2 separate regions of the Homo sapiens genome follow, and region 2 is linked to region 1. Evidence: read pairs that join two places in POLR2A ChIA-PET (ENCODE). Cell type or tissue: PC-9. All regions are shown on one strand. Links, peaks and the distances in the headings refer to the core of each region. The heading gives the core; the rest is flanking DNA. Region 1 overlaps CRIM1 (cysteine rich transmembrane BMP regulator 1). Region 2 overlaps VIT (vitrin).

Region 1 (11,690 bases), core at 3,352-7,351:
TAAAATACAAGTACATGTGTTTCATTTTAAATTCTAGCGATGTCATTGGGAAAGAAAGTGTAGACAAAGTTACATATTTTTGTAAGTAGTGTACTTTTATTTACGTTGACAGTTAATATTTAAAAATTTTTTGTTACAGATACAAATTTTGGGGAGAATTGTCCTTAGAAACATGTTTTAAATCGTTGTTCTGATGTCTTGATAACTGGTACCAGGAAAATAAAAGGGTTACCAAAAGGCAGAAACCAGTTTCAAATTATCTGGGAAATAAAAACAGGAAACTCAGGGAACTTGGCCTGAGACCAGTTGGAGAGGAGCAGTTGTTGGTTGAATAATTATACCTGCATTTTAACTGTTGGAAGTCATACAGCGACCTTCTGGTTGTTGTGATTTCTTGTGCCCGTCAAAAAAAAAAAAAAAAAAGGAAGTCACGATTAAATATCTTATGTCCAGTTACCAACAGGAGTGTGAGTGTAAAGGAGCCTCTTTATTCCTACACATTAGGTTACAAAAAGGATTGGTATAAAAAACAAATTTTCCAGTTGACATTTAGAGTGATACTTTCTATACAGTCATCTGTAAACAGCATAATAATGTTCTATACCATTCATTCATGGATTTTTTTTCACCTTCTTCTTTGCTTTAACTCTTAACTCTGAGCTTTGAAGCCATCTCTTCTGTCCAAAGATGTGCCTAGTTCAAGCACTTTTCTGTCCTCTTTCCATACCTAATCCCAGGTTGGTTAAAGGAGCACCAGAAGTTGTAGGTGAGCAGGTTTTGCTACATCTGGGCTTTATTTCAGGATTAAATAGAATGTACTTACTATGTGTTTTTAAAAGAGACTTATTGTTAATATTGCAAGGACAAAAACAACCTGACAGGTTGAGCCAGATAAATGGTGTTCTTGAGGGCCGTGCCTAAAACTTCACCAACCCAGGATGCCTAAAAAATGTTGGTCTAATGACTGACCTTAGCAGGGTGACATGTTCACTGCTGGGGTAGCCCTGAGCACTCCTGCGCGTGTTTGTGGTTTCTGACTTGGCTGTAGGTGACCTCTCAGTTTTTCCCAGGGCTCGGCGTGTGCTCTGTAACACAGAGCTGCTGAGTTGCTGCTTTGCCCAGCTGTGTCCGGCTAAGCCCTGGCCCCCACAAAGGTTTTTCCTGACATGAGAAAGGATCTGGAATCCCAGCCCGGGAGGCCTTCTGAGCTGCTGGCAAAGGATGCTGTGAGTGGAGACCACTCCCCATGGCAGAGCTCCCTTCCCTCTAAGGGGAGCTGGAGCTGTCCCTTCTGTGTCCACAGGGGTTCTCCGCCTCCTGCAGAGCGGAGCTGCAGCCCCAGGCTTGTCTCCATCAACCAGAGGGTTTGCATAAGCAGGAGCTGTCAGGCAATTAAAACCTCGTTAGTTAGTGTAATTAGTATTCCAAGACCATGATCTGGGATTTTGGACAACTCAACCAAGCTGGACAGTTTATATCCTGCTTATGAGAAGAAAAAAAAAAAGTCTGTGCAAGGGAAGTTCAAGAAAGAGTCTGGGAGCATAACCACTTTAGCATAAACTCACAGACAGTCAAAAAAGTGATCATTTCAAATGTTCTTATAATTTTATCACTATAGGTAAGGAATCTCTATTAGACACTGTGTTTTTTCTACTCTCCTGTCTTGCCAGTATTATATATTTACTAGTATCTTGATTAAGAGATCCTCAGAGGGGAAAAAAAAAAAGCTCTTTTAAATAAAGAGAGTTTTAATTAAAAAAGAAAATAATTTGCTAATGGGAGGAAGCAGGGCTGAATGCATACCATCATACGTAAAAATATACCACTAAGCAAAGCCCTACTTTCCTCCAGTTCTTGTTGAAGGTTAATAGAGCTAACCTTACATGAAAATTGTAAAGATTGCCAAATTTGTCTTTTTCCCACTATGCCCTCCCTATTCTTTTAGTTTTTTTCCACCTCAGAAGCCCAGCATCATCTTTCTCTCGTTTCCACCAGTAACTATAATCTAGGAAAAATTTTAAATTTAAATTTACCCTTTTTGATTGGTTGTACCCTAGAGTGTTACCTCTGCCAGCATCCCCACATTTTAATCTTAATTGTGAAATTCATATTGAATTCAATCCAGAAAGAAGGAGCAAGGATTTCTGCAGTCAATGATACCCCTTCCTGACTGAGCCCTGCTCACTTGGGGAGGATTGTCCTGGGGCTGGCCCATTGCATAGGGGCATTTGAGATGAATATGGAAAGGACCTCGCCCTAAGAAGTCTAGTGGGAGAGATCATAGACACAAGGAGTTATAATGAGGGTAGAGCAGCCATACCCAGTCTGAATAGTGTTATGCCCGGTAGACATTCTAGAAGACATTGATAAACAAGAATCAAAGCTAACTTTAATCAGTTTAAAAGCTACTTTGTGATTTATAGACACATATGTTTACTTCTAGAATTGGCACTTCTTTGTTCTTTGTGAAATGTGTAACTTAAGAAAGGTATTTAGGAGCACTAAAATTAAATATTTGAGTTTTTTTAAAGAAGCATTCTAATAATAAAATTTGACTCATTCCCTAGTTCATATTGACCTTCACTAAGCATACTGTTCTGGGGCATTTGAATAATTTGTTTCAAAAGCTATGAGACCATTCTTTTAATGGTGCATACGCTCTAAGATAAGAATAATGGATTCCCATTGGTTGATGATACATGCAAAGGTAGGGATATACTCTTACAGTGTGCCTTCCTGCTTTTGATTCGTGGTTTCTCTTGCTAAGTGTTTTCTGCATCAGGAGGAGGTGACAGCAGTAAGTGGTGCCTGTAAAGTTGGAAAAGGGAAGGAATTAACATGAATTAATGTCTGTGTGAGTTTTTAAGGAACTGGAATGTCCCTCTAAATCGAGGATGTGTTTTTTTTGTTTCTGGTTGACAACTTCCTAGTTTTCCTACACTTCATTATTCTTTTCTCTGTCACTGGGATTTTTTTTTCAATTTCCCGAAAAGCAAATGAAGTGCTTTATCCTTATCAGTAGCCTTTCTTTTCCTGTTCCAATAACAAAAGAACAATACAGGAATTTAATAATGTTAAAAAATTGCTGTGTCTTTTTCTTAATATATCCATTTATTTGTCTGCAGATAAAATCCAAGTTTTACAGACATAGAGGAAAGCTGTTTATATAAGTAAAATGAGCTACTATTGTATCTTGTCCTTGTCAGGGTTTTCTTTTTTTGTCTTTTCACCCAGTTTAGAAAGTGGATTTTTTTTTTCTCTTTAAAATGTGTGCCCATGTTCTGTTATTAAGAGGAAAAGTCCTGAAAATACAAAGATAGGTGAAAACACTGGTTATCCTCTAACAGAAGGACACTTTAAAGATTCCTAAAACACATTCTGATCTTGTTTATGTATCTATATTCTATTAAATATTGTTATTTACTCTTCCTGCTGCTTTGGAAAAAAAAAAAGTCCAATCTGCCTCACAGACCTTTTATAAATATCAGAGTTGTGGTTTTGCAACAGTGTACATGAAAAGACACTTGTTTCAGTGTTTGAGTTCATGGCAGGGTGCATTAACGTGGCGTCTGCAAGTATCCTTGAAGCCACATTGAGGAGGGAACTTGGGACTTGTTCCATGGTGGTCCTGCTCTGACCTCAGAGGACCTTGCTTGCTGACTTTTTTAAGGCATGAAACAAATTCTCATATTCTCAGTCGTGTCTGACGCAGATCTGGGTACTAGTCAGGGTTCTAAACTGCCTAAATAAATATCTTGCATATAACATCTAAAGTGACATTTATCTCTGTGGTACTAAAAAGAAAATACTATTCCACTTACATGTTCTTGGTGCCCTTTGGCATTTTGATTGCTAATTACAATAGGACCTTCAGATTGCCTTCTGATTGAGACCTAACTTATTTCTGTTTCATCTGGAATTTTTCAAATACAATTATTATGTGGTGTTAACACTTCATTGCAGCATGGAACTCCCAAAAATGTTGTGTATATATTCTTTCATGCCTCTCAGCCTGGCTTCATGTCTGTCTAGGTACAGGTCTTATTATAATGTTGCCCTTGGGGGTCCTTTTGATATATCAAGAACTAAACCTCTTTAGTCAGGAGAGTGTATTCTGTATGGATTTATAATAAATAGTCTGTGTTCATATGCATAGGAAATAATGCATTTTCTGAAAAAAATTATGCATGTCACTTGTATTTTTTGTACTTTATGTGCCGGAAGAACATTGTATACAAATATGTCCCATGTGCATGTATGAATTTATATAGCTACATGTATATAAGCACATATACATCCATGATGATATCATAGGTAATATGTGGAAATAAGTGCAACCATGTGATTATTTTTATCTTATTCTTTGTGTGTGTGTGTGTGTGTGTGTACAGTTACCTGTGTGCTATTAAATGTGACAGTGCCGATAATAGTGTTACATTCTCTGGTTAAGTGTTTCCTGAGAATTTTGGTCTTCCTTAATGGTGCACATTAGTTATAGACTCTTAACCCGTGAGATACATTCCAGTGGTTCGTTTCTAAGAATCGATGTAATATTATGCACTTTGTAAATAGCTTATAGAGGATAAGCTATGACTCCTGAAATAAATATTATTCAAACTGCTTCCATTTTCATTTCCCTTATCACTATAACAACCACACCCAACTTTGCAATTAAATTGTGTTGTCTATCTGCTTCCCGCACACTAGTGAAGCTGACCCTATTGAATTCAAAGGAAATATGAGAGATAAAGTCGAAAACTGTCTTCCTTTTGTTGACATTTCTAAAGCAACAAGTCAGAAAGCTTGACTCCCTTTAGGTAGACCAGAGCTGCTACGGGTCATGATTAGATGGTATGTCCACTAGTAACTGTGATGACGCCCAACAGAATTATTTGAAACATTCTCAGTAAATAACCAAGAACTCCAGTAAGCAAAAGGGGAGTAGCTGTTAACTTGCAGTTTCAGTTTTCTACAAATGGGGGCGCAGGGGGTGGGGGGCGCACGGAATACCGAGGACAAAGGTAAAGATCGACATAGAATGGAAGTCACCAGATTTCTGCGTTTAACCCATTCTTGCCCAGCCCAAGTGAAATTGTGTTTTGGAGAAGCCTCCATATTTGGCCATCGAGAGATTGGCAGTGGGAATTCTTGGCTGTATTTTACTGCTCTCTTTATTGAAATATTTGCCACATCTGACAGTTCTGTCACTGTTCAGTTCAGAGGGATTTTTAAATCATATACTGACTTTGATGCTTCATGGATTTGTATTATTTGTGTATTCCTCAGTCATACTAACCTTTGTATCAAGATTTTTGCCATATGACTCATATCAAAGTTTTTAAGACATATTTAAAACAAATGAATTTTAAATAGTGGCCCATTTGCTATATGTTAAATTTGATATACAAAATTTTATACATCTTAAATTTATATATCTTTGATATCTTAAATTTGGTATACAAATGGTGGCCCATTTGATATATGTTTGCTTAACATAATGTAACATGATTGATTTTGTTATATTTCCCATGAGCTGAGGTACTGTTGTTTTCTATTACCAGAGAAGACATTTCAGATCTTTTAAATCTTATGTGAAGTACTTCCTAAGAAGAGAAGTAAAATGAGTATATCTCACATTAGTTACTATTATCTGCAGCATCAAAAATAAATGAATATCCCCAGGAAAAAGGTTATAAAATTACAACACCTAGACACATTGAGGTAGGTAGTAAATGTGAAATGGGCTTACGAATGACTTTATTCACTTACTGGCATTTGGGAGGGACTCAGGCTGTCAGGAAAATGAACCAATCTGTATTAATATAAAGCGCTAGAAATATAAATAAATCATGTTTGAAAGCGATACCAGGATTTTCCTTGAATGCTGCTGAATAAATTCTGCTTGTTAAATGTCAGTGAAATGTATGTCACCTGCATGCATAAAGTGAGAGGGCCACAAAAAACATCCACTTACCACTTTGAAATATGTAAGCCCTTTAATGTTCCTTTGACCTTCAGTTAAAGGACATAGTCTCATAGCAGAGGAAATGCCTCAAATTCTAGCATCTGGGTTTGTTTCTTTATACTTTTTTGGCATAGTTACAACAGTAGGGCTTTTCTGTCCTTTAATTTTTTTCACAGTACAGTCAACACAGGCTTTTCACACAAGCGGGAAAGGACGGTTGTGAGGCCAAAAGCAATATGTTTCTTCTCTGTGCTCCACGGCAGAGCCTAATTGAATGGCTTGTTGTTTCAGAGAGAGCCCAGAACCAACAAGCAGACAAACAGAATCCCACACAAATACAAATTGCGTATAAAATTAGATACCTACACACGTGCGTATCAATGGATATGTACTAAAAATGCAGTCAGCGATCTCTTATTTTGAGCTCATTGGCTTAGTCACCGTGTTCCAATTCTTTCATCTTTGCAGTTTTTGGATTTTCATCTGAATTTTCAGCTGGCTAAAGATGTTTCTTCTACAGCTGAAAAGAGAACCTAGTTTCATTACATACACTTGTAAAGTGTATGTATTTGGATGGGGGTGCTCTATTTCAGCCCTATTCATATGTCAACCATATTGTCATTTATCATTAGCAAAAGGTCACTTTTAAGCTTTGCAGAATGAAACGGTGAGATCCGATTTTCCATTAATTAAAAAATATACATCATAACAGTATGCTGGAGACATCTTCATATATTTGTGTTTTCCCTGCTTTACATCCAATAGGTTTCTGTGTATGAGCTTCTCCTGAGACTGAATAATAGCAGCACACCCTAATGCACCTTTTTTAATGGGAATTCAGTTGGGTACCATATGCCTTTCTCACTGCTGAAGGCCTTCATGCTTTGGCATCTCTGCTCTCATCTTACCGGTGATTGTGGGCCATTTGTCTGGTTCTGACATGGAAATATTAGGAAGCAGTGCTGTTATATACAAATCCTTATAGCCTTAAAATTAAATGCAGCTCTCAAAAGCAGCCTAAAAGTTAAATGACACACAAAAGCTTGTTTTGTCTGAAGTTTATATGTTTATTCTGTAGAGTTACATTGGATAGGGTAGTTATCAGCCCTTAGCAAATGCCTACTTAGTTTTCCTTAATCTGTTATTCATTCATTCATTCAACAAATATTTATTGAGCGCCTGCTCTGTTCAGACACTGTGCTAGATTCAGGGCAAACAAGACAGATAAGGTTCTAGTCCCCCCCCGAGCTTTCAGTCTTAAGTGGCAAAAATAAAATTATGTGATTGCTGTTGACGTACAGGGTACTGAGACTGAGATAGGATAGCTTGAGAAAGTCTCTCCTCTGAAGAGCTGATGTTTTAAGTTGGACTGAAAGGTAAGAAGGAGCTGGCTGTGCAAAGAGCTCGTGGAAGAACATTCTAGACAGAGTGAACTTGCCCATGTTCAGTGACCCCAGTATGGGAGAAAGAGTTTTGTGTCCCGAGGGACTTAAAGTTGTGATGTGGCTGTAGTGTATTGAGTGAGTGTTGGGGAGAGTGGCAGAAGAGGAAGCTGGAGAGGCAGGGAAGGGCTCAGTTACACAGACAACATGGTAAGGAGTTTGGATTTTATTCTAAGTATAATAGGAATCCATGAAAGAGTTTGAAGCTTCAGATGGAGATGAGAGGATGCCCTTTTTAAGATCAACTGTGGCTGCCATGTGGAAAATGGATTGTAGCGGGAAGCTAGAGTAGAATCAGAAACATTATTTAGGCCACTGAAGAAGAGCCCAGCCAGGAGACTGCTATGTGGCTGGACCAGGGTGCTAGCAGAGGAGTTGGATAGATTCTCTGTTCCATTTGGAAATACAGTTAAAAGGGCTCAATTAGGTTGGATTTGGGGGTGAGGTTGGGGGTAGACTTCAGAGTGACCCCAGGGTTCTGGCTTGAGCAGTTGGTACCATTTCCTAAGATGGGTAAGACTGGGCAAAAACTAAGGGGAGTCAAAATTACCTGCTTGAGAAACTGAGAGTATACTGGAGGCAGAAGTGATTCTGAGTCCTTTTCTTCGTGTGGTGATGCTATTTGGAAATCAAGTCATTAGAGTGTTTCACTACCTGGAACACATCAGTAAAATTGTGAAAATTCCACCTTGGTAGCTCTTGGTTACAGCTCTTCAGCTTTGTCTTGTGCTGTTTTATCTAATCCTCTGTCTCTTCTGTAGGCTGTTTCTCTGACCTTTGGAGAAGGCTTTTGTTTCTTCCCCAGGGATGTCAACACAACCCATATCCCAATTTGTTTGGCTTCCCTTTAAAATTGTTCATAGATTCTTTCTGTAAGTTTTTCACTACATGCATCTACTATTTCAGGCATGATTATCGTCACACTAGAATCCCGGTGGAACCAAGGCTAGCTGGGGGAAATGAAAGATTGTGAGTGTCATATCTCATGCACACTCCAGAGCATGTGGAGAAGCCCATACCATTTAAATCATTCTTCCTCCATCCCCTAACTGAGGACTTATGTGGTAGGACCTTATTATACTTAGTCTATGTCTGTGTGCTTATCATACCACATTTTATTTTCCTGTGTGCCTGCCAATATCCTCTGAAAGCAGGGACGGTGCCTGGCATCTAGGGGATAGTTAATGAGTGTCTGATGATTTAAAAAAATAATGGATTGGGGCTGGGCACAGTGGCTCACGCCTGTAATCCCAGCACTTTGGGGGGCCAAGGCACGCGGATCACTTAAGGTCAGGAGTTCAAGACCAGCCAGGGCAACATGGTGAAACCCTGTCTCTACTAAAAATATAAAAATTAGCTTGGCATGGTAGGGTGTGCCTGTAATCCCAGCTACTCAGGAGGCTGAGGCAGGAGAATCACTTGAACCTGGGAGGTGGAGGTTACAGTGAGCAGAGATCGTGCCACTGCACTCCAGTCTGGGTGATAGGGTGGGATTTTGTCTCAAAATAATAATAATAATAATAATAATGGATTGGAACTATGGAACTAAATTATAAAAGATAACTTTCATGATATGCTAAAAAATGGGACTTTATTGCCATTGAGGAACCTAAATTATAAAAGATAACTTTCATGATATGCTAAAAGAATGGGAACTTTATTGCCATTGCAAGCTTGTGAGGAGAGAGGTAGCATGTGAAGTTAAGACTAGAATGACCGGTTCCTTGATTGAAAACAATCAATAAAGGTGCTGTGAACAGATTATCAGAAAGTATCTGTAAGTATAAAACACATTCAGAATTTAGAAAACAAGATGTAACTCCTACTACAACACTGCGTTTGTCTTCTGAAAGGAAGAGACATCACAGGTTTAGTATTTTTTGACCTGTCATTTGATTTTAGTTTACGCCTAATTTCATTTAAGCTTATCCTTTTGGCCATAGTCCCATTTCTTTTCAGTGTTTTTGCTGCCAGTTTTTCAGATACAGAAGGAAAGTCATATTTGCTGTGTGCAGTTGGAAGAAACCCTGGCACAGTTCCTCCAGAAACCAAAGACAGAAATTATTAGCCATATCCAGACCAGTAGCTGACTGGCTCCAATTCTTCCTCCCATGAGCTTTCCTGATTAATGGGAGAATCTGTTCTGTAGTCGAACAGCCTCTTTCCTGAGCCCAGTCTGTCCTGGCTTCAGAGCATGACCAGCTGTGCAGCTGAAGCCATTGCCAGGGCTCTGTTTCTGATTCTGCTCCTCAGCATGTTGGAGGTGTTGGACGGGGAAGCAGAGGGGTGGGAAGAGCATCCAGGTCAGTTTAGATGTTTCAGCAGGTAACAGACGTGGCACCGTCCACCCAGAATCCCGCCACTCCCATTGGACTCTGTCCTCTTCAGAAGGCTGTCATTCTGCATGGTGCAGATGTTGCAGTCCTTCCCTTATTCTTTTGTCTTTTTGTCCAGACCACTTAGCTCCTGTGTCTGTGGTGATTAAATGCTTTGTAACTTTTTCTGACATCCTTTTCTTCACCCCTCTTCTCTCTTCCCCTACTGTCTCGCCCACCATACCTCTTCTGTTTTCTGTTTGCCTTTCTTTCCTCTCAGCTATTGCATTTTCCCCTTTACACTGAAATAGCTTTGTTTATTGGCCTGTTTCCAGCAATATTAACATATTTCAATTTTTTACTCACCTGTTTACCAATTTAACAAAGCTAAGGTGGTTCATGGCAGTATTTGGGGCCTGAAATATGAAATACTGTCATAGCAGATTGTATACGTTCAATTTCTGTTACCTTTCTCTTACCTTTCTTCCTTATTCTAGACTCAATCTATTTCATTTCAGGGGTCTGTTATCTGAGTGTTTGGAGTTTGGGATCCTTGTAGGATCTTCAAAGCTAAAGACCTATCTCCACTGCATCTCTGAGATCTTAAAAACAATAATATGAAGATCCAGAATAAATTGGTGTCAGTTAAACTCTAACCAAAGAAGGTTTAAATGCAGTGAGCATTTGAGTGATAAATAAGGTACGGCCCGAACTCAAGAGGCTTCCAGTTTTCTTGGGGAGACAGGCATGAACACCACTCACTAGAATAGAAAGTAGAATGAAATAAGTACTTTCATAATTTACAGGTACGAGAAAAATGCACAGGATTACTGAGAAAGGAGTTATATTCTGACTAGGAAAATCAGAAATTGTGGCATTTTCTGTGAACATTGAAGGATGAACAGGATTTCAGTAAATGGAGAAGAAAGGCAGGAGGGCTTCCTAGACCAAGGAGGTGATGGTGGTGGTGGGTGGAGGAGAATTGTGCATGCCGATCTTCTGTGCAGCACTGGGTGGCAGGCACATTGCACCTAAATGAGCACTGACTATGCTTTCAAGAAGTTGGGACTAAGGGAACAGGTGCAGGTTAGAATTGTAGCCTGAAGGTAAAGTAAGAGCTCAAGGAGGAGTGTTTACTTCCTGAATTTTAGAAATGTAGCATGTTTATAAATAGAGCCAGCAGAGAGGGAGAAATTCAAGGCACAGTGCAGGAGTGCAAGGCCCCAGGTAACACGACAGACTCTTCTTTGAGTCCTGCCTCTCTCACTTTTCATGTTTGAGCTCTTTTTATTGTTTGCTTTTTGAGATGGTCTCGCTCTGACACCCAAGGAGAAGTGCAGTGGTGCAATTATGGTTCACTGCAGCCTCCACCTCCCCAGGCTCAGCTTCCCAAGTAGCTGGGAATATATGTGCACACCACCCTGCCTGGCGAATTTTTGTATTTTTTGTAAAGATGGCATTTCACTGTGTTGCCTGGGCTGGTCTTGAACTCCTGGGCTCAGGCAGTCCACCCACCTCGGCCTCCCAAAGTGCTGGCATTACAGGGGTGAGCCACCGTGCCCAGCCACTTGAGCTCTTTATTCTGCCATGTCCGGGTTCCCCTTTTCTATGCAATGCAGAGGTGGTATAAAGCCACTAAACCAAGGAATCAGCTTCAGAAACAAGGTAAAGCTGCCTTCACTCAATGGGAAATCACATCTATAGATCACCGCTCTGTTGGCAGGGTCAGATGACTGAGGTGTCTTGTGTCTTGATCAAAAGTTTTGTTTCCACTGGGTCTCTGTCCTGAGGTCTCCATGGATCTGTGACCTTGGACAAGTCATTTAACCCCTAGGCACCTTCCTTGCCCTCTCTGTTAAAATGAGATGATGGTCCCAGCGCTGTCTTAGGCCTCTGTGTCACCACCACTGGAGTTGTTTAAAATCCAGGCTGTATAGGTTCTGTCTCCTCTTCTCCTCCCACTGCCTT
Region 2 (11,690 bases), core at 726-4,725, 290 kb after region 1:
AGAGGTTACTCAATGTCTCCATCTCTATTTCATCACATACGAAATGAAGAAGTTACACAAGATAGTCTCTAAGCTTCCCTCTCAATCCTATGGTTCTATGCACTGGGACCTCTCCAGTGTCAAAATGTGGCCAGGAAAATTTCACTGTTGAGACTCTCTGTACATTGCTAAATGAAGAAGTATCGAAATAGTGCTATGAAAATTATGGTATATTTTAAATATGCATGTTTACCTAACCAGAGACTTACATGTATACAAAAATGAAATTTGACATAATTATATTCTTCACAAGACAATTAGAGGGGGTTATATATATATATACACACACATATATATAGATGTCTCCATATTCTTCAGAAGATGATTAGAGGAGATTATAGATATAGATATAGATATAGATATAGATAGATATATAGGTAGATAGATAGATAGATAGATAGATAGATAGATAGATAGATATGCACACACATATACATAGTGTACTGGAGACTGTGGGTCCAAGTTGTATGAAAGACTTTTTTCAGCTTTCTGCTGTATTTCTGTGACTGTCAATATAACCCCATTCGGAAAGAATGTCAAATGCCTTAATTTAAAGCCTTACATGCGAGGTCAAGGCAAAAATGGACCTTCCTGTGCTATGGGTCATGTGGGTGTTAGGCGGAAAGCTGTTACTTTTTCAATGTGTTAACTTTGGCAAGTTACTTAAAGTCTCTTGGCCTCAGTTTTCTCATCTATAAAATGGGTCTATTACTACTGCCTACCCCACAGAGCTGTGGCAAAGAGGTTTGATCAGTGCCAAATGTTAGTTAATTTTTTTTAATTATATGTGACTATAATAAAGAAATCAGATAAGCTGTGAAACATACCATTTGTAATAATCTTCAAACTTTTACACATTAACTCATCGGATACATTTAGCAAATAGATTCATGGAATTATGTGATATTAATATAATCATTAGAAACTAGTTGCCATCTCTTTATCCAGGGAATCTGAGCTAGTCAATCAACAAATAATAAATAAGAGAGGCAACTTCTGTGATGGTCGTAATCTGAGAAACCTCAAAAGGTCTCCCTCTCACTGTCTTAAAATGTATCTCCCTGTGGTTTGCAGAAGACAGTGAAAATCCTGGCCCTCAAACACACATAGCATTTTGCAAGATGTTGGTGGTGATGATGATGATGGTGGCGGTGGTGGTGGCGATGTTATAATGATTAACCATCACCCCAACAACAACAACAATAATAATAGGACAGGTGTGGTGGCTCATACCTGTGAATCCAACACTTTGGGTGGCTGAGGCAGGAGAATTGCCTGAGGCCAGGAGTTTGAGACCAGCCCAGGCAACATAGTGAGACCTTGTCCCTACTAAAAATTAAAAAATTAGCCAGGCATGGCTGTGCTCGCCTGTAGTACCAGCTACTAAAGAGGCTGAGGCAGGAAGATAACTTGAGCCCAGGCATTCGAGGTTGCAATGAGCTATGATCATGCACTCCAGCCTGGGTGACACAGCAAGACCCTATCTCAATTAAATAATAATAATAATAATAATAACTGCTAACACTTCCAGAGCTATTCTTATGTGCCACCCACTGTTCAAGCCCTTTTCATATATCAATTCATTTAACCCTAACAGCAAACATATGAGGTGGGCTTTTACCATCACCATTATACAGATGAAAAAAACGAAGGCACTGATAAGTTGTGTAAGTTGTCCGAAGCCACACAGCTAGTAAGGGATGGAGCTCAGCTTCAAATCCAAGAGGTCTACTTCCAAAGTCATACTCTTAACCTGCCAGGCAACAATTACACATGGTCCTGGTTTTTCTGTGACAGCACCAAATTAGTCTTTGCCATCCCTGAAAACATAATTATCAAGCCAAGTGAAATTTCTTTAAAAAAAAAAATGTACCTCCTTGCAGGTAGAGACACCGTAGTAATAACAGTGGAGAGGCGTGGAGGCAAGGAACTCACAGGGGAAGTTTTGTCAGGAGAAGAGGGCTTTTATTTCTGTCATTCTTGGATAATCTCCTTTTTGGGTGGATGGGGAAAAGCTGACTAGGGGGAGTTAGGTGGTGCGAGTGGAGGGAACACTGAGGAGCCTCCATCATGAAACCCTCTGTGTAGCCAGTCTCCAAAACCTTTCCTTTATCTTCACTGGAAGGTTAACTCAGCAGCTTGTCGCAGAAAGAATCATGCTTCCTTATGACTCAAACTACTTCAGCAAATCACTTTCCCTGATAAGGGTCTCTACATTGACAAGACTCTAGTAAACATTTCTCAAATTCTTTCCTTCAGTTCGAGAAAGGCTAAACTTCTGTGTGGACGTGTGGTAAAATTCATAAAAACTGCCCTTCAGGCTATAGTGAGAAGGCATTCTGTTTCTACATTCTTTCTTCTCTTATTCAAAAAGAAAAAAATATACCTATGCCCTCGGGGGAACCTTACATCTAGTTTCCAAGGGATCAGGTCACTGGCACCTTAATGCTATGTGAATTCCCTTCACCAGGCTTCTTTTTGTTCCAGACAGAGAAAACATGCTTTGGACATAAAGGTGCAAGTTAACTTGCCCAGACTGGCCGTGTTTATACACCATAGTGAGTAAATCTGCACTCCAAAAGGCAAAAAGAATTCAGGGGAAGAGAGATAACATTCAACAACAGCAGGAGCAAATATTTTTTGGGCCACCTCCATGTGCTATTCCCAATCCCATGTTCTTGGGAAGAAGAGTGAACAAAAACATTTCCATTTTCTCAATCTGGGGGCACATAATAAACAAATACAGTAAGAGGCCTGGTGGTGATAATGGGCTGTGAAAAATGTAAGTAGCAAAGTAGGATGCAGAGAGCAGTCAGGGTGATGATTTGCATTGCATGATTTAGTGAATGTTAAACAGAGAGATGAAGGAAGCCAGGAGGCAACCTATGTGGGTCCCTCAGGGAAGAGCATTCCAGGCAGAGGGAAAAGCAAATGAAACAGCCCTGAGTGGAACCATGCTTGGGAGGCCAGTGTGTCTGCAGCAAGCTGAAGGAGCAGGAAAGGGAAGCCCAAGGGTGCGCTTTGGACAAGCAGACACAGAGCGTGCCATCCTCACATGCCTCAATTTCCCCCAGACACCGCCTACCGCTCACTCACACACTAGGGGGCAGTTCTTGCCTCTGCTCTGGATGAAATCTGTCAGGCCAAGCTCAGAGGATTTTTTTTTTTAAAAAAGACCCTGTTCATATTCCACTCCCAAACAATCTTAATTCAGTCATTAACATGTATGTAATACTACGTGATCCTTAAAAACGTAAAGATGATATTCAAGCTTAAAGTCTCATCCTCCACATCCAGGCTTGCTTTCTGCAGTGGAAAGGGGGCATGATTGAATTTTCTTTCTCTGCCTTGCGCCTTTACCTCTCTTCCCCTTGGCCACCAACGGTAGTCTCTTCGTGTCCAGAGTTGAAGTGGGTACAGGGAGGAAAGGTGAGAGGCAGGGACAGGCCTCACTAGTTGGTACTGTTGTGAGCCAGCATCCAGGTTCCCTGAGCTTCACAGGGGTTTACAGCTGCTTCTTGTTCCCATAGGGCATGTCTATGGGTGCTGTGAAGATACCCTCCCCTACTGCGTTGGGGATTCCTCACCTGTAGTTCCCTGGATGTTTTGAAATAAATCCGTTCTGTCTGGGGGTTTACAGTTCCTCCCTCAGCCCTTGGGCAACTGGTAAGCTCTGTCTGGCTGCTTTCTGCCTAGGCTCCTCAGCCCTCCATGCACCTGACTCAGACCAGAGCTAAAACAACCCCAGGCTGACTCTGTCACACAGAGAGTTCTGATTGCCACAAGCTCTTCCCCTCTCCTGTAGAGGACTTAATCATGGGACAGACACCAAGTCCACGGAGGCAGACATCAGCCCCAGAGACACAACTACTCAGCCACTTCAAATTGGGTTACTGGGCATCCAAGCTCTCTTTTCAAAGGAGCTGATTGAGAACCAAGATCTCTGGCTGATGACCTCTCCATGCAAGAGGTTGCAGAAGCTGAGAGAGGGAGTCAGAGATCAGAGAGCAAAAACTTCTTAAAGACAAGTTATAGGCATTTTCCCTCCTCTTTCCCCTACCTAGATGCAGAAGAGGAGCAGGTGGCTCCCCTACCCCCACCCCCCTACACCCAGCCCACTTCAGGCAATAGTGAGAGGAGCTTCAAAGAGACCACTTTGGAACATGGAAGTGGTTGGCACCTATTGTCTTGAGGCCTCAACCAAAACTAAGACCAAAGGATCATCTTATTTTAACATCCCATTACACAGTCAATTACAATACACTCAAATGTTTACTTAGATGGGTGTGTTATGCCTGGTTACACTTAAAAATATGCCTGGTGCATCATTTTACCCTAAATAACGTTTGCGTGTGAGACAGAGTTGTGAGTGAGTTCAGGCTCAAATATGACGCTTGAAAAATCACTTAACCTTGTAACTAAGACCACTTTATTATAGAAGGTATGTACTTTACAGTGTGTGTTTTAACAATTGTCAGCCAAGTATCTCAAAAAGCCTGGGATATTGGCATCAAGGTAAAAACAAAGATAAAATCATCTTGTACAGTGGGAAAATTAGATGTTAAATGGAGTTCAGTGTTTGAGGTTTGGGATAGAATTCTGGTTCTGCTATATATTTATTCTGTAAGCTTGGGCAGGTTTTTTTGTTTGTTTGTTTGGGGTTTTTTTTTGTTTGTTTTTTGTTTTTGTTTTTTTTTTTTGGAGACTCACTCTGTCGCCAGGCTGGAGTGCAGTGGCACGATCTCGGCTCACTACAACTTCTGCCTTCCGGTGTTTGACTGATTCTCCTGCCTCAGCCTCAGGAGTAGCTGGGATTACAGGTGCACGCCACCATGCCTGGCTAATTTTTGTATTTTTAGTAGAGCTGGGGTTTCACCATGTTGGCTAGGCTGGTCTCGAAGTCCTGACCTCAGGTGATCCACCCACCTCGGCCTCCCAAAGTGCTCGGATTACAGGCATGAGCCACCACTCCTGGCCAGATTGGGCAGTTTATTAAAGTTCTTTAAGTCTCAATTTCCTGCTCTGATGAATGGGTGCAATAGTCCTTACCCAATAGGATCACCATGACAATTAAGTAAAATCACCTGTGTACCATGTGCAGCATATAGGAAACATGTAGTAAATGATAGTTATTACTATGGGCATGAACTCTACACTTCTAAAACTTCCCAGGAAGAAGAGCAAAGGGATCAATCCCGTCTCATTTAACAGGCCGCTATATATCCAGGCCAAAATAGTCAGGGGGCCCTGCAGGAGAGTCTGAGGGCTCCTTCAGAGCAGGGATTGTTCCCAGGAAGGCCTCTGAAGTAGGACATTAGGTGGTTGCCTTTGGAGAGCTGGGTCTCCTGCTTCTAAATGACTCTGTTTCTACTGGTCCCTGGAAATTCCTGAGGCTTAATCCTCCACAGCCCTCAATTCCTGAGCCACAGACACCATCCTCCACACCCTCCGTTTTACCCAGGTCTCTGGTTGCTGGGATTCAAGAATGTGCTTCTGAGAGGGAGCCCCATGTCTGCCTCTCAGAACTCTGTCATCTGAGAGGAGCCCATTCTCTACCGAGCAGCAGAGGGGAGGGTGTGGATCTTGCAGACGCACCCTCATCTTCCTTCCTATCTCAGCTGGAAAGTTTTGCCGGACCTGAGAATGTTTTGCTGTGCTTCAGAATTGAAGGCAGACCAAAAAGCACAGAGTGTTCAGGCTAGTCCAGGCTCTAGGGATCATAGTTGAGCAGAACCAAACACCCAGCTCCAAATTCACAGTAGACGGCCCTTTGGCAACTACAAACCTCAAAGCCCAAAGGGAAGAACGGGGAGGAGGCAAGGCTAATCCACAGTGTCAAACACATTAGGCAAAGAAGTTTGTGATGAGAGAAACTCATCTTCCAAAGCTTCATGAGAATCTTTAAACCACTCACGGTTTCCAGGGTAACTAAGAGGAGCAATCATGGCCCACCTCGTCTTTTTGAGGTCCTAGCCTCTTTCCTTTAGATTTACTGATCTTCGTGCCCCTTTCCATTACACAGGATAAATAACTCTTGGAAGGGGTTCTTTAGAGCTCATTTGGGGCATGCCTGCAAACTAGTATTTTTTCCCACTGGCAATATAAGATCTAAACTACCACTTCAGAAATGTAATTACTGTTTGCAGTGTCTCTAGAAATCACCATTGGTCGAAGCCTTTGTGGATGTGGTAAGCATTACCATATGTCAGGTTCCTAACACAGTACAAAATAACCGTCTGAAACACAAGACCAAAAAAGGCTTTCCCTTTTTGGTTTTCTGACATGTAGAAACATGCCACATGGATCAACGAACCTAATGGCACGGGCATACATCAGCTGTGTACATGGATGAGGTCTTAAACCCCACCCAACTGCCCATGAGGAAACATCTTTGCTGCAGGATTTTCTCTAACTATTGGTGGTGAAAGGTGATCCTGGAGAAGGGGATACACATTCTAGTTATCACAAAAGTACATAGAATATTTATGGGAAGTTCCTAGATTGGAATGTCAGTAAGCATAACGTTCTCATAAATACATCGAGAAATAAACATTCTCATAAATCAGTTTCTCAGCCCTGGCGCTATTGGCCTGTGGGGCTGAGCACTTCTTTGTTGTGGAGGCTGTCCTGGGCATTGCAGGATGGTCAGTAGTATCTCCACTCTGGCCTCCACCCACTAGGTGCCAGCAGCATCCCCCTCTCTTGTCAAAGTTGCGACAACCCAAAAAGTCTCCAAACACTATTATATGTCTCCTGCGGGACCAAATCACCTCTGGTTGTGAACTACTGTCATAAATATATGAGGAAACTCTACAGCAACATTCTGACAGCATGGTTTCAAGGTCACCCACTTCCACTTTTTATTTCCTGATTATCCTGGACCTTCTCAGTGGCTGCGACAGCTCACAGGATTTCTTGCCACACTTCTTCCCAGAGCTTGGCTTCAGGGTTGGCGTAGCCTCTCTAGGGACCTTCTGCTTTGATGCTACCAAAAGACAAGCACATGTGTCCTTTTCATTTTGAGTGTTTTCATTTTACTACTGATCATTTCAGGGGAACAGGACATAACTAGAACAATAAATATGAGAAGGGTTTTAATTAAAGCTGCAGGAAACAGAAACCAACTTAAACTGGCTCAAGTCAAAGGCTCAAAAACATCAATATCATGCACAGGAGACAGAGTCCAGCTGGACCTTCTTCAGACTGGAAATAGAACCTGGAAAGTGGTGAGAAATGAAGGGATCTTCTCCCCCTGCTCCTCCCAGGGCCACACACTTATTCTCTCCATCTCTCTCTGCCGTCCTCTTATACATCTTATTCAGGGCCCCATATGACCTGCAACTTGGCGCTCACAGCTTTTGAAGCTTTCAGAATCCCGATTCCAAAATCCCAGGGGAGGCCTCAATTGGCTTCAGTTTCTTTTTTTGCTAGATCACAAGCTTTTGACCAGCTGAGTCATTTACATTTCAGTGACTGTCATCTCTGCATCTGACAATAATAATTGAGCTGCTTCAGTTGTAGATGTAACCAGGCTTTGAAAAGTGAAAAGTACTATGCAAATGAAGAGTGGCATTTTTATTTTATTATAGCATTATAGAACAAATCATAGAATCATTTGAAACTTACAGTGACAACCATGTGAGGAGTTGGCAGGGTAGAAAGTGCGCAATATTAAGTTGGAGACCTGGGCTCTGTGACTTTGGCCAAGTCACTTCCCTGCTCTGAATTATAGGAATTATAATGTCCATTTCACCTCCTCAAGGGGCTCTTCGGTGGTTCAAATGAGAAAACAGTTTAGTGAGAAAACTCTCTGCAGACTCTGGTATAAACCCCTATTATTATAGCCTTCTCTAGTTAAAACCACTGTATGGACGGCCACTGCGAGTTAGGTAGCAGTTAGGAATAATTTTTCAGCTGCCAGCCAAGTGAAAGGGAAATGTATTATCTCACATAACAGACAGTCCAGGGGCAGGCCCAGCCCCCAGGCACAAGACAAATCATAGCTCTGACTCATTTCTCTGTGATTTGCCTGGCTGCCCTCCTCCCCTCGAGTTAGCATTTTCCTCGGCTGGACTTTTCTCGTGGTCACAAGATGGCAGCCAGCAGACCCCCAACAACCTGCCCCCTTGTTCATTTCCAACAAGAGAGGCACCCTCTCCCCAAAAAACACAGGCTTCAGGTCCTTCCATTCTGCCTGTTACAACCCAGGACACAGCCCACCTGGACTAGTAACTAGTACAATCACCTGGCAAGGGCCTGGTGCTGATGGGCCCAAGCCTGGAGCAATTGCCAGCAAGCGGGGATGTTTAACCATCCTTGCCTTATGCCTCGAATTGGGATCTGCCCGGGAGCTGTGGATGGACCCGCTTCCTCTCAGTGGCCGGGCTGCACTGATTTCCTTTACCAAATCGGGATTCTGTTAGGAAGGAGGAAGGGGAAAACGATGCTCTGCGTAGGCCACCAACAGTGTCCATCCAGTCCACGTAGCCTGACTCGGAGTACATCTTCAATAGCCTTGTGCATTCTTAGGAACCACCATACTGAGAAAAGGCAAAATTTCCCCTGCCTTCCTTACCTACTTGGCTCACATTTTCTGCCAGAATTTCTTTAGGAAAAAAAAAAAAAAGGGAAGTAAAGAAGAATTGGGAAGAGAAGAAAAATCAAGAAAGAAAGAAAAACTACTGTCCCCTCTGGCACTCTCTCTCTCTTTCACAGAATCCTGGGGGATTGTAGTGATGACCCTAAGGTGGCTGCTGGTGTTGTGGCAACGGGAAATGCAGTGTTTCAGACCTCAGCCAGAGGAATACATCTGTATGAAGGTTTATGTACAGATAGAGGCCACCACCACATTGTAAAGGACCTCCCCCCCCCGCCCACCTAGTGCCAGCTTCCTTTTCCCGTCCTCACCAGATCAACCCACATCCACTGACAAGCGGAGGAGGCTTTACGGTCAGGCAGAGATGAAGAAAGCAAGGCTGCAGATGTGGCCTCTCCCCATTCAGAGATGTCTGTCCCCAAGGGATTTTTGGCATTTTGGAAACACAGCACAAGCCTCTTATAACTCGTAAATGTTTCCAGATGGATACTGGCTCTTTCTACCTCATGGACAAAGAGTATGGTTGGGTGCTCCCCGATGTAGCATTGTAGATCAGACAAACACCAACATTACATAAATCCTACATGTCTGCTAGGGCAGATTTTTTTCCAAGCGAGTGGCTCAAGTAAGCCTCTAGGGGGCTTATTAAAAATGATGAATGCAAAAGTAATTTTTAAGCCCTCCATGTCTCCCTGTTGCCTAAAGGATCAGTTCCACATTCTTTAGGCATGACATTCAAGGCTGACATGGCCCTTCATCCCTCTCTGACAGTCTGATTCCTCTCCCAGCCTGGCTGAACAACTCCCAGTTCTGAAGCTCCTCTGTCGCTGGGTCCTGTCCTTTCCTGTTCACTCATTCATTGTTTTCCAACCTGCCAATTAAAGAAATTTGAGCCCCTCCCAGTCCCCACGTTTCAGGCGTATGTGCCCATCCACCCTTTTGCCATCACTGCACCCCTAGCAGCAGAGGTTCCCAATGCTGTCTGCACAGTAGAGTCACCTGGAAAGCTTTAAAACAATATTGGGCCAGGCACAATGACTCACACCTGTAATCCCAGCACTTTGGGAGGCCAAGGCGGGCAGATCACCTGAAGTCAGAAGTTCGAGACGAGCGTGACCAACATGGTGAAACCTCATCTCTACTAAAAATACAAAAATTAGCCAGGTATGGTGGTGGATGCCTGTAATCCCAGCTACTTGGGAGGTTGAGGCAGGAGAATCGCTTGAACCCGAGAGGTGGAGGCTGCAGTGAGCCCAGATCACGCCACTGCACTCCAGCCTGAGTGACAGAGCGAAACTCCGTCTCAAAAATAAATAAATAAAACAATATCGATGTCAACTCAGGTCAATTAAATTAGAATGAAGATGGAGTAAGTGCACGTACTATGAAACAGCTATGGCAAGGGGAGAAATGCAGAGCTTCTGGACTCAGAATGTTTGAATCCAGCTCCTCTTCTTCCTAGCCTTGGAAAGTCCGTAACCTTTGCATGCTTCCAATTCCTTACCTCTAAAATGAAAGCAAGAAATAGTCTCTACCTCATCGGGTTGTTGTGAAGATTAAATGAGTTAATATATTACTGACACTTAGTATATGTTCAGCAAATGTTAGTTATGATGCATGCATGCCAGTCTCCCGCAGGAAGACTCAAAACAACTTGATGCCAGGACCTGCATCTTGTTTCTGCCTGGCACATAGTACGTATACTTTTATTTTTTAATGATTAATGGATGCATGAAAGAAGATGAATTTTGGTTTTAGGAAATCAGGGTGATTTATGTAGAAGAGGTGGCCCAGGAGCTGAAGCTTGAAAGATGGATGGGTTTGTGGTGAGGGTTGGTAAAGCAGTCCAGATAGAACAATAATGTGAATGTGAGCCAAGGTACTGACATGCAGAGTGTGGAGAAAAGACCAAAAGCCCAGGTGTGCTGGGGTCAAAAGAGAGGATTACTCAGGAGAATTGCAGTGAGGTGGTGTTGAAAGGGAAGGCAGGCCATTTCATGAAGAGTTTGTAATGCCTCACTAAGGAATTTGAGCTTTATTCTGTAGAGAATGAGTGGACTATGAAGAAGAATTCTGAACAGGTGAATGCACAATCAGACCTGTGCTTTAGGAAGCTGATCCTTTCCAACTGAAAGAAAGAGTGACCTGGAGCAATGAGCAAGAGTGAGTTAGGAGACTGCTGCAGCTTCCCATTTGAGATCAATATTGTCTGTATATGTTAAGTCTTCCTAACAGACCACATATAATGAAGCTCTGCAGACTCTATCTGGTTTATGTTAATTGAATCACTGCTAAATTTGGTGGTGGAAGTGATAATGATAACAACAATACTTCTTAAGTGTCCCTTTCAATTTCAAGAGTTTTTTCATTATTTCATTTTTGTATTTTATTAATATTGGATTTATTAACATATACGCACAGGGTAAAGATTTAAATAGGACAAAATGGTAAGACTCCTTCCCGTCTCTGATCACCACTTACCCAGTTCTCTTTCCCTGATACAACCACTGTTAGTGGGTTCTAGTGAAAACGCCTCCTACTCTCTAGGCATGAAGAATATATATATTTAAAGTATAGAGTCTGATAAGTTTTGGCATATGAATACTGTGAAACCATCACTACATCAAGATAATGAACATATCCATCTCCAAATTTTTCATGTGTTCCTTTGCCATCTTTTACTTCTGCCCTTATGTCTCCAGGACTCTCCACTCCCACTCCCCAGGCTCCTGGATACCACTGATGTGCTCTTTGTTACTATAGAGTACAGTTTCTGATGCAGTGTAATGATATGAATGTAAAATTGAAGGGAATGTACTCTTTTCTGTCTGACTACTTTCATTTAACATAATTATTTTGAGATTCATTCATATTGTTTTATGTATCAATCGTTCATTCCTTTTTATTGCTGAGTAGTATTTCATTGTATGGATAAACCACAATGTGTTTATCCATTTATCTGTTGATAGATTTTGCATCGTTCCCAGTTTGGAGCTATGGGAAACAAAGCTGTTAAAAATACACATGCAGAAGTCATTGTACGGACATATACTTT

What was found. ChIA-PET counts read pairs that join two places held together with the same protein. Peaks named below come from ENCODE experiments on the same cell type or tissue, not always from the same donor. Only the 100,000 strongest peaks of a DNase experiment are listed, where the experiment ranks them.
Region 2: POLR2A ChIA-PET joins it to region 1 with 5 read pairs; 2 of 35 experiments call an interaction of 5 or more read pairs at or near these places.

What each region holds. Positions count from the first base shown.
Region 1 is chr2:36,407,299-36,418,988 of GRCh38, forward strand. All of the region lies in intron 2 of CRIM1 (cysteine rich transmembrane BMP regulator 1), which reads left to right. LOC124905989 (a long non-coding RNA gene) reads right to left here. Exons shown (of 2, transcript XR_007086282.1): 2 at 9,049-11,690. Among named protein-coding and RNA genes, the nearest start is that of CRIM1, 57 kb to the left of the region's middle. In PC-9, for the core only: no CTCF peak of the experiment used is centred there; no DNase peak of the experiment used is centred there.
Region 2 is chr2:36,699,210-36,710,899 of GRCh38, forward strand. The region is part of intron 1 of VIT (vitrin); the gene reads left to right. The region is part of intron 2 of LOC124905990 (a long non-coding RNA gene); the gene reads right to left. Among named protein-coding and RNA genes, the nearest start is that of VIT, 8.3 kb to the left of the region's middle. In PC-9, for the core only: a CTCF peak has its summit at 2,519; a DNase peak (open chromatin) is centred at 2,332; H3K27ac peaks cover 698 bases.